2 separate regions of the Mus musculus genome follow, and region 1 is linked to region 2. A link is a loop called in an ENCODE intact Hi-C map of the cell type or tissue named here. Cell type or tissue: heart. All regions are shown on one strand.

The links. Hi-C counts contacts between places; a loop is a spot of excess contacts. Peaks named below come from ENCODE experiments on the same cell type or tissue, not always from the same donor. Only the 100,000 strongest peaks of a DNase experiment are listed, where the experiment ranks them.
Region 1: it touches region 2 in a loop (3-fold over the local background); 5 of 42 quality-filtered maps call a loop at or near these places.

The regions. Positions count from the first base shown.
Region 1 is chr4:136,048,923-136,056,922 of GRCm38, reverse strand. Rpl11 (ribosomal protein L11) reads left to right here and starts at 3,530. Exons shown (of 6, transcript NM_025919.3): 1 at 3,530-3,575; 2 at 4,206-4,356; 3 at 5,203-5,309; 4 at 5,621-5,752; 5 at 6,533-6,643; 6 at 6,907-7,569. The coding sequence starts at 3,570. The coding sequence ends at 6,936. In heart, a CTCF peak has its summit at 3,435; DNase peaks (open chromatin) are centred at 3,512 and 4,232; H3K4me3 peaks cover 3,243 bases; H3K27ac peaks cover 2,179 bases.
Region 2 is chr4:135,885,945-135,893,944 of GRCm38, reverse strand. No RefSeq gene overlaps it. Among named protein-coding and RNA genes, the nearest start is that of Cnr2, 5.2 kb to the left of the region's middle. In heart, CTCF peaks have their summits at 850 and 3,873 (motif pointing left); a DNase peak (open chromatin) is centred at 3,834; H3K27ac peaks cover 248 bases.

The sequences.
Region 1 (8,000 bases), 160 kb before region 2:
TGAAATTACCCTCAGTACCACAGTGGTCTTCCATGTTTCTACTAGTATGGCCTACTAAACCCCACTTGAAGCATTCCACTGTTTTCAAAAGTCGCAAAATCCATATTCCTCAAAACAAAGCATGGTCAGGCCTATCATAGCAATGCCTCAGCCTTGCACCAACTTCTCTCTTAGCTATGATTTTATTGCTGTGAAGAGACACCATGACCAAGGCAACTCTTATAAAGGCAAACATTTAATTGGGGTTGGCTGTTAGCAAACATTTCCAGTCTTGGGGAATAACTCTATTATGGGTAGTCCGGTGACTATTTAACACAAGGGGAATGCACTCTACATGAAAGGATAGCATCTTTATAAAGCCTCAGATCTATCATTTCTATAGGGCACCACATTATCTCATCATAATCGTGATCAGCATCATTAGCAGGCATGTGCTGCACAATTACAATCAGAAAACCGGTGGTGATTTTGTAATTCCAGGTCCCTCCTCTGGCAGGGTACTTGGCTCAAGACTAACCCTTCCTCTTAAAACATGGTCTCCTGCTTCTCCTGGCTCCTTGCTCCACCCAGGGTCTTTGGGGACTTGAGACCCGAAGTGAAAAGAAGTGAAAGGCACAGGGTGGAGCCAGGCTCTGCCTTCATGCCCAGCTGGCTTCCCTCTTTCATCCCATGAGAAGCTCTGGCTGTGAGTCACCAGGTCTGAGTCTTTCTGTTCCCCCTTTTCCAGTGCTACTGGCTTTTCAAGAGCTCCTGTCTCTACCTGGAGCCCTTTCAGTTGCACAGGCAATGTTGCAACCCTTTCAAAAATGAGAGAACAGAATGATCCTTCTGGTTTCCCCATTTCATTCTTTTTTTTTTTTTTTTTCTGTTTCTCAGATCCCTCCATATCCACTCACAACTTTTCCCATTGCTCAGCCATTCTCCCAATCCTCTTTGAAATAGAATACAGGGAGAAGATGAAGAAGAAGGAGAAGGAGAGGAGGAGGATGAGGAGGAGGAGGATGAGGAGGAGGAGGAGGAGGAGGAAATAGAAATTCCCCTCTGGGAGCAGTGTGGGAGAGAACCCAGAGCCAGCAGCAGTAAACTTTTTGGTAATGTCCTGAAGCAGAACTCTCATTTCTTCTTCCCTTGCCACCACTTCTCCTATGGCATTAGGAATCCTCTCTCTCTCTCTCTCTCTCTCTCTCTCTCTCTCTCTCTCTCTTCTCTCTCTCTCTCTCTTCTCTCTCTTCTCTCTCTCTCTCTCTCTCTCTCTCTCTCTCTCTCTCTTTGGTTTTTTTTATTTTTTTTTTGAGACAGGGTTTCTCTGTGTAGACCAGGCTGGTCTCAAACTCGGAAATTCACCTTCCCCTGCCTCCCAAGTGCTGGGATTAAAGGCAAGTGCCACCACGCCTGGCCCCATGTGTCTCATTCTGCTCTGTGTTAGGGGTCACTCATAACTGGATTTTTTGGCTTCTTTATTGGGTTCTATTATCTGTTGCAGCAGCAACGGGGAGCAACAACATGGGGAGCAGCAGCTGTCACAGGCCCTCTTGGGCCCCTTGCATTTAAGCTTTCTGAAGTGTCCCCAGAATTCAAAACATAAACATCTACAGCTTGTGAAAATCACACCCCTTCTAGAGCATAAAAGAAATCATAGTTATTGGGCATGGATAATCTGAAACAGCCCCATGTCCCCCACCTGGGATCAAAACAAGAACATAATCACATAACATAACTGGGCTTTAAAAAAACAAACTAGTCGGTCATGGTGGTGCACACCTTTAATCCCAGCACTCGGGAGGCAGAGGCAGGCGGATTTCTGAGTTCGAGGCCAGCCTGGTCTACAAAGTGAGTTCCAGGACAGCCAGGGCTACACAGAGAAACCCTGTCTTGAAAAATACCAAAAACAAAACAAACAAACAAACAAACTGAAATTCTCATTATGTGTAGGTTTGAAAGGTTGGAAATGCTGGGGGGCTTCTGGCCTCCCTGTGTGGGTTAGAGAAGGGTACTGGGGGCAGCAGGAAGGAGAGGGCAGGCCCTTTTTCTACCGAAGGCGTCTGTGTTCTTCTTTGCCCATGCATTCATGTTAGAGAAACTGACTGACTCAAGGAAGGCCAGCATCTGCCTGGGATGTGGATCTTGGTGGTCCTCATCCTTGAGTTCAGCTTCTGAGGATTCAATGTAACCCTGGAAGGGGGCGTGTCCTATAGTCTGTAACTGATGATCTCTTCTCAGAAGCATCTGTAAGCCATTGTCAGATCTCTCTCTCTCTCTCTCTCTCTCTCTCTCTCTCTCTCTCACCTCTGATGTCCTTTTTCTTTTTAGCTACCATGTCTAATACTTCTTTTGGAAGGTGGGTGTTGCTTGGATGTTGTAGGCTTGACTTAATTATAAAAGTAACAACTTACATACTTCACTGAATTACACAGTAACCCATGACACAGAAGTAGCTGTTTTACACAAGGGGAAAACAGACAGAAGTAATTTTAATTAGTAACTAGCTAGTTGGATCAAACCCACACCTGCCTGTATTCACAGCTCAGGACTCTTATTTTCAAAATTTACTTTTTATTTATTAGTTTATCTGTATTTAAGTTTTTCCTGCACATATGTCCTTGTAAGTGTGTGCCTGGGGTCCTCAGAAGGAAGACAAGGGCATCAGACTGGAACAGCTGATTTAAGCCACTACTCTGATTTGTATACTTGTTAACATAGTTACAAAGTAAAGGGTCTAGAATCTGTATGGTTTCTTTTTATCTTCGCACTTATTTTATGTATGAGTACTCTATCTGCATGTACACCTGCATACCAGAAGAGGGCATCAGATCCCATTACAGATGTCTGTGAGCTACCATGTGGTTGTTGATAATTGAACTCAGGACCTTGGGAAGAGCTGTCAAGTGCTCTTAACTACTGCGCTGTCTCTCCAGCCTCAGCTGATTTTTTTGTTTTTGTTTTTGTTTTTGTTTTTCGAGACAGGGTTTCTCAGTCTAACCTTGGCTGTCCTGGAACTCACTCTGTAGACCAGAATTCAGAAATCCACCTGCCTCTGCCTCCCAAGTGCTGGGATTGAAGGCGTGCGCCACCACTGCCTGGCGTCTCAGCTTATTTATTTATAAAAATTATTTTATTTATATGGGTGTTTTGCCTGTATGCACACATGGCCTGATGCCTGTAGATGCCAGAAGAGGGATCTGTCTCCCTGGAACTGGAGGCACAACCAGTTTTGAAATACCGTGTTCATGCCGGGAATTTTGTTCTTAACTGTAAAGCCTTCTCTCTAGCCCTTTGCTCAACTGATTTAATGGACTTTGGGCAGTGACATCACTCAAGAACCACCAGGTTCTGAGACTGTTCTTGGAGTCATGGACTCAAGAACATACCAGCATCGGACAACCCACGACCTAGTCTTTTGCCCAAGATGACTGCAGTTTCGAGGACAGTCCACTAGAGGTGGCAGCGCCACGACAGCTATGCCTCTCTTTCCCCCTCTCCCCTCGTTTGTCTGCCTAGAAGAAAAGCCCGCCTCCTGACCCATAAGGCCACGGGGCCGGAAGTCTCCCTCTCTCTTCCTGTTCTCCACCATGGCGGTGAGTAGGCGAGAGTTGGCTTTGCCTCGCTTTCATCCGTCTCCATCCGCAGTCGGCGGAGCCCAGGGCGGCTGTCTCGCGGGTGGCCGGAGGAGGACGGAGCCCGCGAGGCTGTTGGCATTAAGCCCGGCGGGACTGGGCGGCCGTGGGGCACCCCCGCCGCATCGCCGCCCATCCTAAGAATGGGGCTCAGGTCTGCAGCCCCGAGGGCCCAGACGCAGTGTCTGGGGGCTGCCGGAAGTGCGAGCGCGACGTGCGGAGGTCCACGGCGGGGCCAAGGGGACACTTGCAGCTTGTGTGGTGCTGGGGAGTTTCTGCGAGTCCTACTCGCAGGACCCGTGCTAGCTTGGGAAGGGGGACGGCATGGCGCAGAGGCCGGTACTTCCTGTAGTTTTGATTAGGGTTACATTGTATACTTTCTACGATCTCTAGTGTCTGTTCCCTACTCGTGGATCCGCTTGGGATTCAGGCTCTCTCTCTGTGTTCGTTCTCTTCCAAACGCGGAGACCTTGGTGGTCCCGAGGGCTTAGGCGGGATCCGGGACGATAGAAGTCAGAGCGGAGAAGACCTTGGCTGTTTCTCGTCTCTGACGGGGCGGGAGGGTGTTGATGGCTGTGTCCCTCTTCGCAGCAAGATCAAGGGGAAAAGGAGAACCCCATGCGGGAACTGCGCATCCGCAAGCTCTGCCTCAATATCTGCGTCGGGGAGAGCGGAGACAGACTGACCCGGGCAGCCAAGGTGTTGGAGCAGCTCACAGGCCAGACCCCGGTGTTCTCCAAAGGTGAGTGGCGGTGGGCTGACCAGAGAGGAGTGGATCTGGAAAGCTTGCTTCATCTGACCGGAGCACGGGTGCAAATGGACTTATAACGTGAGCTGTCGTGGGCCTGGTTGACAGCTAAGAACAGGGTTAATACCGTACACTGTTGGCATGAGGTCCTATCCATGCTTTTATTTGTATTTGTGTGTGTGTGCATGGGTACTCTGTTTGCATGCATGCCCACATGACAGAAGAGGGAATCAGATCCCGTTTCTGTTGGTTGTGAACAACCGTGTAGGTCCTCAGAACCTGTTAAACCTCTGAGCCATCTTTCCAACACCCCCCCACCAGTGCTTCTTAACTTCTGGCTCTGCCTCAACTCACTTAAAATGAATTGTGATTCCCTTGTTTGGCCACATGACAGGAGTTACCTTGCTAGAAACATGGAGTCTGTTGCTAGTGTGGTTGTGGGTGGTCTGTGATTGGGTTTGGATACTGTTTCTTAGGACCACAGTCAGCATTTTGAAAACACTGGCTTTTGTCAGTTTTAGTCTCCCAATTAGAGCATAATCATTGGTTGGGCCTGATAGCCCACAACTGTAACCCCATTACCCAGGCTGAAGCAGGAGGATTGCTGCCAGTTCAAGGCCAGCCTGGGCTACATTTGAGATTTTTCTCTCTCAAGGAATGTAACAGTCTTGCTAACCTGTGTCTGTTACTATGGCCATGCTGTTTGAGGTTCTTAGTATGGCTGGGTAAATTAGAGATGGAAAGCTCTGTTTTCTGTGTTGTGGACGATGTTGACTGACACGCTAGATGCCGTGCAATGGAAATAAGACATTACCTGCCTCTTGTGTCCCCGTCCTGCAGCTAGATACACTGTCAGGTCCTTTGGCATCCGGAGAAATGAGAAGATTGCTGTTCACTGCACAGTCCGCGGAGCCAAGGCAGAGGAAATTCTGGAGAAAGGCCTGAAGGTGAGGCTGGTGGGGTGGAGGCTGCTGCATTGTCAGAGATGGGCTATATATACACACATACAGTGCCTTGGCGTTTCAGAGATGACTGTTCCTGGATTTCTGTCCTTGGGATTTTCTCTGCTCTTTGGAAGTGGGGATCGTTTGATGGCATTTGTAGCTGGGGCATGACTTGGTTAGGGGAGGGATACCTGTGCTCCTAGCTAGGACTCACAGAGTTTTGGTTTTGCTCTGGGCCTACTGGGTGTTGATCTGAGCTCATGTTGGGCTACTTGAACATGATGGATAGCATGGTCACTTCTGTGTCCATTCAGGTGCGGGAGTATGAGTTGCGGAAAAATAACTTCTCGGATACTGGAAACTTTGGTTTTGGAATTCAAGAACACATTGACCTGGGCATCAAATACGACCCAAGCATTGGGATCTACGGCCTGGACTTCTATGTGGTATGTGGACTTCTCAGTCCCAAGCTGCCTGTGGGGAGAGGTGGCTCCTCTGTCGACGTCCACACATGCTGTCCTGCTGTTGGGATGGGGAGCTGGGTTGAAGTCTCGTGTCTTGTCTGCCTGTGTGTCCCCCTCAGAAAAGGGCCTTGTAGCAAGTGTAGAGGTTCCGGGGTTTATTCCCTGCCGTTGCAAAGCTCTCTGGGTCATCCTGGGCTGCATTTGCCCTTCGAATTTGCTTCCCTGTCTCCACTCATCTCCTTAGCCTGGGGCACAGGAGTTCTGTGAGGAAGTCATGGAAATGTGGGGGGTGCAGACTGCTCAAATGGGGATTGTCATGTGGGAATGGCCGTTATCATAGTGGAAAGCGCTTTGGGGGGGTATGCTGCTTTTGGCGACTTAAATTTTTCCACATTGCACATGTAAGTTTTTGTTTTGAGGCAGGGTCTTTGATTTACAGCCTAAGCTGGCCTTGAACTCCCTGCATGTATATCTGCACCATGTGTGTGCCTGGTGCCTGTGGAGGCCAGAAGAGAGAGGACAAGGGAATCACATACTGGAATTGGGACTGGAGTTACAAGGATAGAGACCAGTTGAGGAGGAAGCCTGCGGGGCATGTGTGTGTACTGCCTGGTGTGTTGTCTGGGTAGCTAATGACAGTTCTGTCCAGCTGAGGTACTAGTCTTGATGACTTGAAGGTCAGTCTGTAAAGTGTGAGTCTTGTCTGTTCACTGTTGAGCCAACTCTGAGCTGGCTGGGTGACTGTTGGTTATTCTGGCACAGGTGCTGGGTAGGCCAGGGTTCAGCATCGCAGACAAGAAGCGCAGAACAGGCTGCATTGGGGCCAAACACAGAATCAGCAAGGAGGAGGCCATGCGCTGGTTCCAGCAGAAGGTAAAGCCGATTGTCCCACGTGAGCTGGTGCTCTGTGGTGCTGGGGACTGGTGTTGGGATGGGAGCTCTGCAGGTACAGTGCTGTTTGGTGGGTAGCTTGTATAAAGATGGAATATCTGGGCATTTTGGTAAATGCCTCCTAGGGTTGGTGTTTGAAAAGGTCTTGAGTGTAGGTATCTGGAGTCAGAATTCTCAGACGTTAGTCTTTGTTGCAGTTCTTGCTCTGACCTTGTTCTGAAAACATGCAATTTCTTCTCTTTCAGTACGATGGAATCATCCTTCCTGGAAAATAAACTTGATCCAAAAAGCTAATAAAATTTTCTCAGAAATGCATGTTACAGTTGTGTGTTTGTGAAAGGCGCGTGGCCTCATTCAGATCCTGGGACCACAAGCACTTAAAGAAAGCCTCGATGAGAATTGCTGGTGGCGGCGGCAGCCTGCGTCCTGGACTCCAGTGTCTCCCCACAGCTGAGACTGAGCATTGAGTGCCCTGTGGGTGGGCTGTGGTGCAGAGGTCCTTTAAGTGGGTTTTGAGAGGTATTGGGTTGGTTAGGGTTTGGATTTGGTTGTAATTAAGGGCTGGGACAATGTCCCAGTCCCAGCAGGTGTCCCTTGTTTGTGACTTGGTGTGTGGTGAAGGGACCACAGCTTCTGGTGTGGTGGTAAAGACTATTTTGGCTTTGTTCATAGTTGAGTTGCATTTAAAATGACACAGTTGGGAGGGAGGCCTTGTTAGGAAGGAAGTCTCACAGGCAAATTGTCGGATTAGTCCTCCCTTGATTAGCTATGGTAACCTGGAGCAGATCTGTCTCTTTCACGGAAGCAATCATCAGACAACTACTAGGCGTGTGAGCACTTGAATTTTTTTTTGTGTGTTTTGTTCGTGGAATCCTAACACATTAAAACTTGGCTTGTTTTGGTGTGAAGAATCCTGTCACTAGTGATCAAAGCCATTATTTTGGGGACTGTGTAAGTGGCACAGTAGGTAACAGTGTGAGCTTGAGACCTAAATTCAAATTTAATCGCCATTACTCATAAAGGGTTCTTGCCAGCCAGCCTAGCCTAATGGGGAGTACCACGTCCTGGTGTGATGTTCTGCCAGAAACTAGGTTGCTGCCTTCCATGGAGCAAACACACACAAGCCACCATTTATTTAAGCTGTTTCCATCTGTGTGTTCAACACTTGTTTTGAGATGGTCTCTCATCTCTGACTGTCCTATCTTTGGTGTGTCCAAGAACTCCTTGGTCACACCAGGATGCAGAATCCTGGCCCTCTGCCTCCTAAGCCCCTCTGCTTAGGGGCTAAAGGCACACAGGGCCATGCCCAACTCTCTTAAATTTACTTTAATTCAACTTT
Region 2 (8,000 bases):
TTTTGGTATTTCAAGACAAGGTTTCTCTGTAGCCCTGGCTGTCCTGGAACTCACTCTGTAGACCAGGCTGGCCTCAAACTGAGAAATCTGCCTGCCTCTGCCTCCCAAGTGCTGGGATTAAAGGTGTGTGCCACCACTACCTGGCTTAGGAAGTATGTTTCTAATGTCCAGTTCTAGAACATACTCTGGTATTGTATCTTCCTCATACATTTTTACAGCTATCATTAGGTAAAATGTTTAAGTGGAATCTTATGACCATCACATGAAGTCTTCTCTATAGGAGGGATGATCAGGGCTTCTTCAGGAGGGAGATTTTTATGCTGTGGGTAATGTTGCTAGATTCAGCATGTGAGAATACAGCAGAAATGTTTGAGGGCTAGAGAGATGGCTCAGTGGTTAAGAGCACTGACTGCTCTTCTGAAGGTCCTGAGTTCAAATCCCAGCAACTACATGGTGGCTCACAACCATCTGTAATGAAATCTGATGCCCTCTTCTGGTGTGTCTGAAGACAGCTACAATATACTTAGATATAATAATTAAGTCTTTAAACAAAAAAAGAGAAATGTTTGAGATATGTATGTACTAAGAGTTATTCAGGGCTAGGGATGTAGCTCTGTGGTAGAGTACTTGCCCAGCAGGTGAGCAGCCCTTAGCTTCCATCTCTAGGCCTGGAACAAACTTTTTCCTTTTTTGTTACAGTGAACAGTTAACAGGGTGTTAGGGTGTTAATTAGGTGATTTGTGAGACAGCCCTATGCAGGGTGTGTGTGTGTGTGTGTGTGTGTGGTTTTGGTTTTCACACCAGCAGGAGGTATTCTCCTGACATCTAGTGGGTAGCCTCCAAGAATGCAGCTAATGCGGCTAAGCATTACACAACTGTGGAGGCTGAGGACCCTGCTCTTGTCCCGGATCTGACGTGTTCGGAGCAGACCTACTGCTGCAGGGAGGGGCTGCTGTGATAAGGAGAGCCTTTGGGGGAGGGCAGCTCTTGCTTCTCTCCCAAGAAAGAGTAATTGCCATCAAGAAACAGGGAGAGAGTTCAGGTCCTCCAAAATGAGAGTAAAGGCCAGAAAGGCAAGGCGAGGCCCTCTTGCAGCCTGTGCTTGACCTGTGTAGAGTCATAGAAGCAACTGGAGGTGGCAGGGGTGACCTGGGAAAGATGGAGCTAATGCTCAGAATTCTCACTCCCAGACATCTGGCTCTGAGGAAGCCGCCATGGGAAAGAGAAATGGCATGTCCCCCAACACCTGGCTCTGTCTGCGGCTCAGGGTGTGTGATGGTGGCTAGAGGCATGCACACATGAGGGAGGGAGGGAAGGAAACATTACAAGAACCAGGGAAAAGAAGTATGCAGAATTGAGTTCTCTCTTTTAAAAGTTATGTACTTTATTATTGAAGTGTGTTTATTGTCTTTAATAACTTATTATTTGTATTTTTATATACACTGGTGTTTTGCCTGCATGTATGTCTGTGTGAGGGTGTTGGATTCCCTGGAACAGATGTTAGACAATCGTGAGCTGCCATGTGGGTGTTGGGAATTGAAGCCAGGTCCTCTGGAAGACCAGCCAGTGCTCTTAACTGCTGAGCCATCTCTTCAGCCATGTGTGTGTGTCCATGTGCAGTACTTGAGGAAGCCAGAAGGTGCAGCCTCAGTTGCAATTGAAGGCCCAGGACTGAAGGGGTCATGCAGTGTTTTGGAGATGCAAGTACCATGAGATGACCACCAAGAGCAGCAGCAGCAGTGGAGTACAGACATCTGGAGCCTAGAGGATGACGCGTGTGCTACAAAGGGCCTGGCTGGAGAAGTGACCCAAGCCCTTGGAGGAGCCCAGAAGATCGTGAGTTGGATCCCAGACATTGGACAGTTGGAGATTGACTTTTGCTTTTGATTGTGACTGTGCCCTGATATTTTCCCTCTTGAAGGAAGAAACTGTTTTAGTGGAGCCCACAGTTAAGAGACTATTAATTGTAAAAAGACTTTGAATTTTAAAAGAGATGGATATTTTAAAGAGATTGAAATTTTAAGAATATGTAAAGAATCTCTGAATCTCTGAAACTGGAGTTAGAGGTGGTTGTAGGCTGTCATGTGGGTGCTGGGAACCCAACTTAGGTCCTCTGAAAGCGCAGCAAGCTCTCTTAACTGCTGAGGCATCTCTCCGCCCCTCTGCTACTCCATCACCACCTCCTGGGCTCTCTCTGGTGTGATAAGTCACTTCCTTCATCTGGTCTCAATTTCCCCATTCCTGGAATGAGGAAGTTGGAGAGAAAAGGTACCTTTAAAACCTCCACACACATCTGAATCACCCAGGGACCTGACAAACAGATTGCTGGCCCTGACTCTGACTCTGACTCTGATTTCTGGCTGGAGGTGGGAGGATTGGGTCAAGAATCTGTGGAGAGAGGCTAGGTACGGCAACCCCAGGAGGTCCGGACTTCTCTGTCCTTAGGAAGCAGGTAAATGGAGGAAAGTTGGTTTATATCTCAAATGGTCAAGTGCTGGGCAGCCAGAATCAGTTCCCATGGAGACTGTCTTTCATAACAGATTTCTTCTGGGGGGAATAGCAGGATTTGTAGGGTTTTTTTGTTTTTTGTTTTCCCATCAGGAAACCCTCCACCAAGAATGGGTGGAATCAATCATCTTTGTGGCCCAGGCCCTCCTCCAATGGCTGGTGGATGAGGAAGGTAAATGTCTGTCCTGAGAGGTAGACAACTATGGAAGGAAGCCATCAAGCTGTGAAGAGCAGCTCATGCAGGAGAAGATGGTGTCTGGCCAAACAAGGACTGCTCTGTGTCCTCACAGATGAATGAGGCCATGCTGGGAATTCCTTCTGCAGGATCTGGCCTGACTGATATGCAGTTCTATAAATGTACATGTTTGTCACCTTATATTTTTGTATAGTTTACTAGAGTATTAATATAGTTTTTGGTTTTGGTTTTGGTTTTTCAAGACAAGGTTTCTCTGTATAGCCCTGGCAGTCCTGGAACTCACGTTGTAGACCAGGCTGGCCTCGAACTCAGAAATCCACCTGCCTCTGTCTCCTGAGTGCTGGGATTAAAGGCGTGAGCCACCACGGTTTAATATAGTTTTAAAAAGTAAATGTTTTTAGGTCGCAAAACTTGATTCTTTATCTTTATATGATTATACCCAAAATCTTTAATTTTTTTGTTAAAAGATTTATTTATTTATTATATGTAAGTACACCATAGCTGTCTTCAGACACCCCAGAAGAGATTCAGTTATCATTACAGATGGTTATGAGCCACCATGTGGTTGCTGGGATTTGAACTCAGGGCCTTCGGAAGAGCAGTTGGTGCTCTTAACCACTGAGTCATCTCTCCAGCCCACCCAAAATGTTTAATCTGGAAGAGATAAAGACCTTGTATTTAGTACTGGAAAAGAAGAAGGAGGAGGAGGAGGAGGAGGAGGGGAGAAGAGGAAGAAGAAGGGGAGGAGGAAGGAAGAAGAAGAAGAAGGGGAGGAGGAAGGAAGAAGAAGAAGGGGAGGAGGAGGAGGAGGAGGAAGAAGAAGAAGAAGAAGAAGAAGAAGAAGAAGAAGAAGAAGAAGAAGAAGAAGAAAGAAAGAAAGAAAGAAGAGAGAGAGAGAGAGAGAGAGAGAGAGAGAGAGAGAGAGAGAAAGAAAGAAAGAAAGAAAGAAAGAAAGAAAGAAAGAATCTACATTCCTAGCCAGCTCCTAAGTGAGGCCCTGCTGCGGGCCTTGAGCCCACCTCAGGTCACGTGGTCAATAAGGGCATCCCAGCATCTCCCCTTTGTATCCTGTCCACCTGGCTGGGTCCACTCAGAACACAAGTCCTCCCACTCCTATTACAGTGGATCACCCTGAGGGCTTCGTACTGTGACGTGCTGCCATCTACTGGCTGTGGCTGAGCTGTTTAGGCCCCAAGGGGTGTGGAAGGAGAGAATTGGCTTTGTTCAGCTGTTGTTCTCTGATCTCTACATACACACACTTGCACAAGAATAAGAAATCTTCTGATGCAAAAAACAAAGAAAGAAATAAAAAAAAAGTAAGTGGTAGAGAGAAGTGTGAATACAAGATAAATGCATGTGTCTCATGAATATTCTCTTTGACCAGACTTCAGTTCAGGGTCCTCGTATTTTCAGCTAAGCTTTGGCCTTGGCTCTGCCCTACTCTATCGAGTATTAGCAGAGAGCACTACAGGAAGACTCCATGGTGCACACTTGTCATGACAGTCCTGGGGTGGTTGAGGCTGGAGGATAGCCTTGAGTGGGCCCCTGTCTCAAACAAAGAAAGAAGCCTGGTTGTTCCTCCCATGGAGTTCCTCACACTCTCTGGAGTTCTTTCTTACATCTTCTCAATACAATTAACTCTACTTAAAACCAAACAAAAACAATCGAACAAATCCTGTGGTCCAGCATGGTGGCACACGGCTTTAGGCTTTCATCCCAGCACTCAGGAGGCAGAGGCAGGCAGATCTCTGTGAGTTCGAGGCCAGCCTGGTCTACAGAGCGAGTCCAGGATAGCAAAAGGCTACACAGAGAAACCCTGTCTTGAAAAACAACAACAACATCTTACTAAGTCATGGTCTCCTAGACATTTGACCTTTGACATTTGACCTTTGACATTTGAAACTCCTTAGCTTTCACCTCGGAGGTGAAAACTCCTGGCCTGCCATTAAGCCAGAGTCAACTGACCTTGGTGTCTTCCCTTTTTAACTGCATCTACAGACCCCTTGTTGAGCTTCTAGGACCAAAGCCTTCCTTTGGCCCTTATTGTATCTAAGGGTTGAGTCTATTTCTCTCCTCTTGCAATGGTATTCAAGGAGAGGTCACCACAGCCCAGTGCACTGGCCCCTGCCTAAGTCTCTAGAGGCTGAGGCAGGACAGGGTCAGTGCCAGGACCCAAGAGAGAGAGTTCACCGAGTAAAGACCCTTGGTGTACATACCTGGTGATCTGAGAGAGGGAAAGAGAGGGGGGAGCGGGGGAGAGAACCATCCGGAGGGCTGGACTGGGTGGGGCATACATTTAATCTACTCAGGAAATGGAGATACACCGATCTTTGTGTTCTAGGCCAGCATGACCTACAATAGTGAGTTCCAGGAAGAGGCGGCCATGGAAGAAAGCCACGTCAAACAAAGTACAGGTCCTACTCAAGTGTTAAGGGAACTGGGTGAGAGGGAGGAGATCCTTGCTACCATTTGCTGGGGCACAGGTTCTGGGTAGGAGCCACTCTGTGCGTGTTGAGCTGGCTGGAGAAGTTCTGGAGAGGCCTAGCTCGGGCTTCCTGGAACGGGAAATGGATGGGATCACCACGTCGTTCTCCGTTCTCCATTGCAGGCTTAGGAGACACACACCTTCCCTCTGCCGTCCCCTGCTTACACGCTTACACGCGTCACGGTGAACCCTCCACGCAGGCAAGCTCGCCCTGGATTTCTGTCCGTGCGCACGCACGTCTGCACTGGTCGGTGCTAGCAGAGGAGCCTGCTCAGGCTCTTCATCCTCTCTGCTGAGCTCTGGTACCCTGTCCTCCGGCCCCATTTGTCAGTCCAGCCAGAATCCTCCTTCCCCCTGGTGTTTCTTTCATGGTTCAGCTTTCTCCCACGGCCTCCTCTTCCTGGAACTCACTATTGTAGGTCATGCTGGCCTAGAACACAAAGATCGGCCTAGCTCCATCTCCTGATCAGATTAAAGTTATGCCCCACCCAGTCCATCCCTCCGGACGTTTCCCTCTCCCTCCCCCTCCCCCTCCCTCTCTGTGTTGTGGAGGTCAGGGGACAGCTCTTTGGAGGTGTTTCTAGAAATGGGCTCACTGCTTTTCCTGTCTTGGCAATCTTTTCCTGATGCCATACATTCCCTGCCCTCCCTTTCTTGGAGTGAGAGATGCTCTTTGGCCTATACAGTCTCTGTGCTTTATTTTATTTTATTTATTTATTTTATGAATGTGAATACTCTATCTGCATGTACACCTGCATGCCAGAAGAGGGCATCAGATCCCATTACAGATGGTTGTGAGCCACCATGTGGTTGCTGGGAATTGAACTCAGGGCCTTCAGAAGAGCAGCCAGTGATCTTAACTGCTGAGCCACCTCTCCAGCCCTCAGTCTCTGTCCTTTGGTCTGTGGCTTCCCTTGAATAGTCTTACAAACTTTACAATTAGTATGTCACAAATAATTTTACCATTCAATTTATTTTTTTATTTTTAGACAGGGTTTCTCTGTATAGCCCTGGCTGTCCTGGAACTCACTCTGTAGACCAGGCTGGCCTCCAACTCAGAAATCTGCCTGCCTCTGCCTCCCGAGTACTGGGATTAAAGGCGTGCGCCTCCACACCCAGTCCACTCAATTGTTTTTTTTCTTCATATGTATATCTTTTTAAAAATATTTTTTATTAGGTATTTTCCTCATTTACATTTCCAATGCTATCCCAAAAGTCCCCCATACCCTCCTCCCCAACTCCCCCACCCACCCACTCCCACTTTTTGACCCTGGCTTTCCCCTGTACTGGGGCATATAAAGTTTGCATGACCAATGGGCCTCTCTTTCCAGTGATGGCCGACTAGGCCATCTTCTGATACATATGCAGCTAGAGTCAAGAGCTCAGGGGTACTGGCTAGTTCATATTGTTGTTCTACCTATAGGGTTGCAGTTCCCTTTGGCTCCTTGGATACTTTCTCTAGCTCCTCCATTGGGGGCCCTGTGATCCATCCAATAGCTGACTGTGAGCATCCACTTCTGTGTTTGCTAGGCCCCGGCATTCAATTGTTTTTAAGATTTTATTTTCACTGTTATTGTTGATGTTGTTGAAGGCAGCACACACATGCCCTATGAAGAGTGTGGAGAACAGAAGGCAACAGTGTGGACTCAGTTTTCTCCTTCCATCTTTTATGTAGGTTCTTGAACTCAGGGGTAAGTAGCTTTAACCATTGAGCAATCTTGCTGGCTCAGTTTTGTTTTGTCTTTTTTGTTTTAGATGGGGTCCTACACAGTTGCCCACATTGGTCTTGTATATTCTCATCAACGCCCCCCCAACCCCCAGTTTTAAAACTCTCAAGTGCTAGGATTCATAGGTGTGTATCAGGTCATCCAGGTGTGTATCAGGTCATCCAGGTGTGTATCAGGTCATCCAGGTGTGCATCAGGTCATCCAGGTGTGCATCAGGTCATCCAGGTGTGTATCAGGTCATCCAGGTGTGTATCAGGTCATCCAGGAGTGTATCAGGTCATCCAGGTGTGTATCAGGTCATCCAGGAGTGTATCAGGTCATCCAGGTGTGTATCAGGTCATCCAGGTGTGTATCTGGGTCCCAGTAAGTTGCCTAGGCTTGAACTCAGTCCATAGCCCAGCCTAAGTTTTGGAATCCTTTGGCTTCAGTCTTTTAAATAGCTGTGATGATAGACCCACACCACCAGGCACAGCTAAGATAACCGTATCTTCAAGGGTAGATTTCAGGACCCACGACAAAGCAAATAGGGGGAAGGAGTTAACTTAGTGGTGAGAGCATTTTCAAACCTGGATCCTGGTAAAAGCTGAGCGTGTGTGGTGCACACCTGCAACCCCCACCTCCTGCCCCACAACACTGGCTGGGGCCCCGCACAGCACTGAGAGCAGACAGGAAGATCCCCAGGGATTGCTGGTGACCCAGCCAGGGCATACAGAGGTTGGGGGGTGGGTAGGTGGGTGAAGTCAGCAAGCTCTATGTTCAGGGACAGTTCTTTCTCAAGAGAACTGAATAGAAAGTGACACCTGATGTCACACACACATGAACACACATCACACACACACACACACACACCAATCAGTAACAGGCTAGGCATGGTGGTATATGCCTTGAATCTCTGAGTTCTCGACAGCCTGATCTCCACAGTGACTTCGGGGCCAGCAGGGACTGTAGAGTTAAGACCCAGATGGATGAGGGGACAGTGGGGAAGCAAAGTCCTATGTCTGACTGTGCCTTGCTTTGCTGTGTGCTCTTGCGTCTTAGGTTCCTCTCCAGATACTCAACCCTTTCTGGGAGGGACCACACCAGT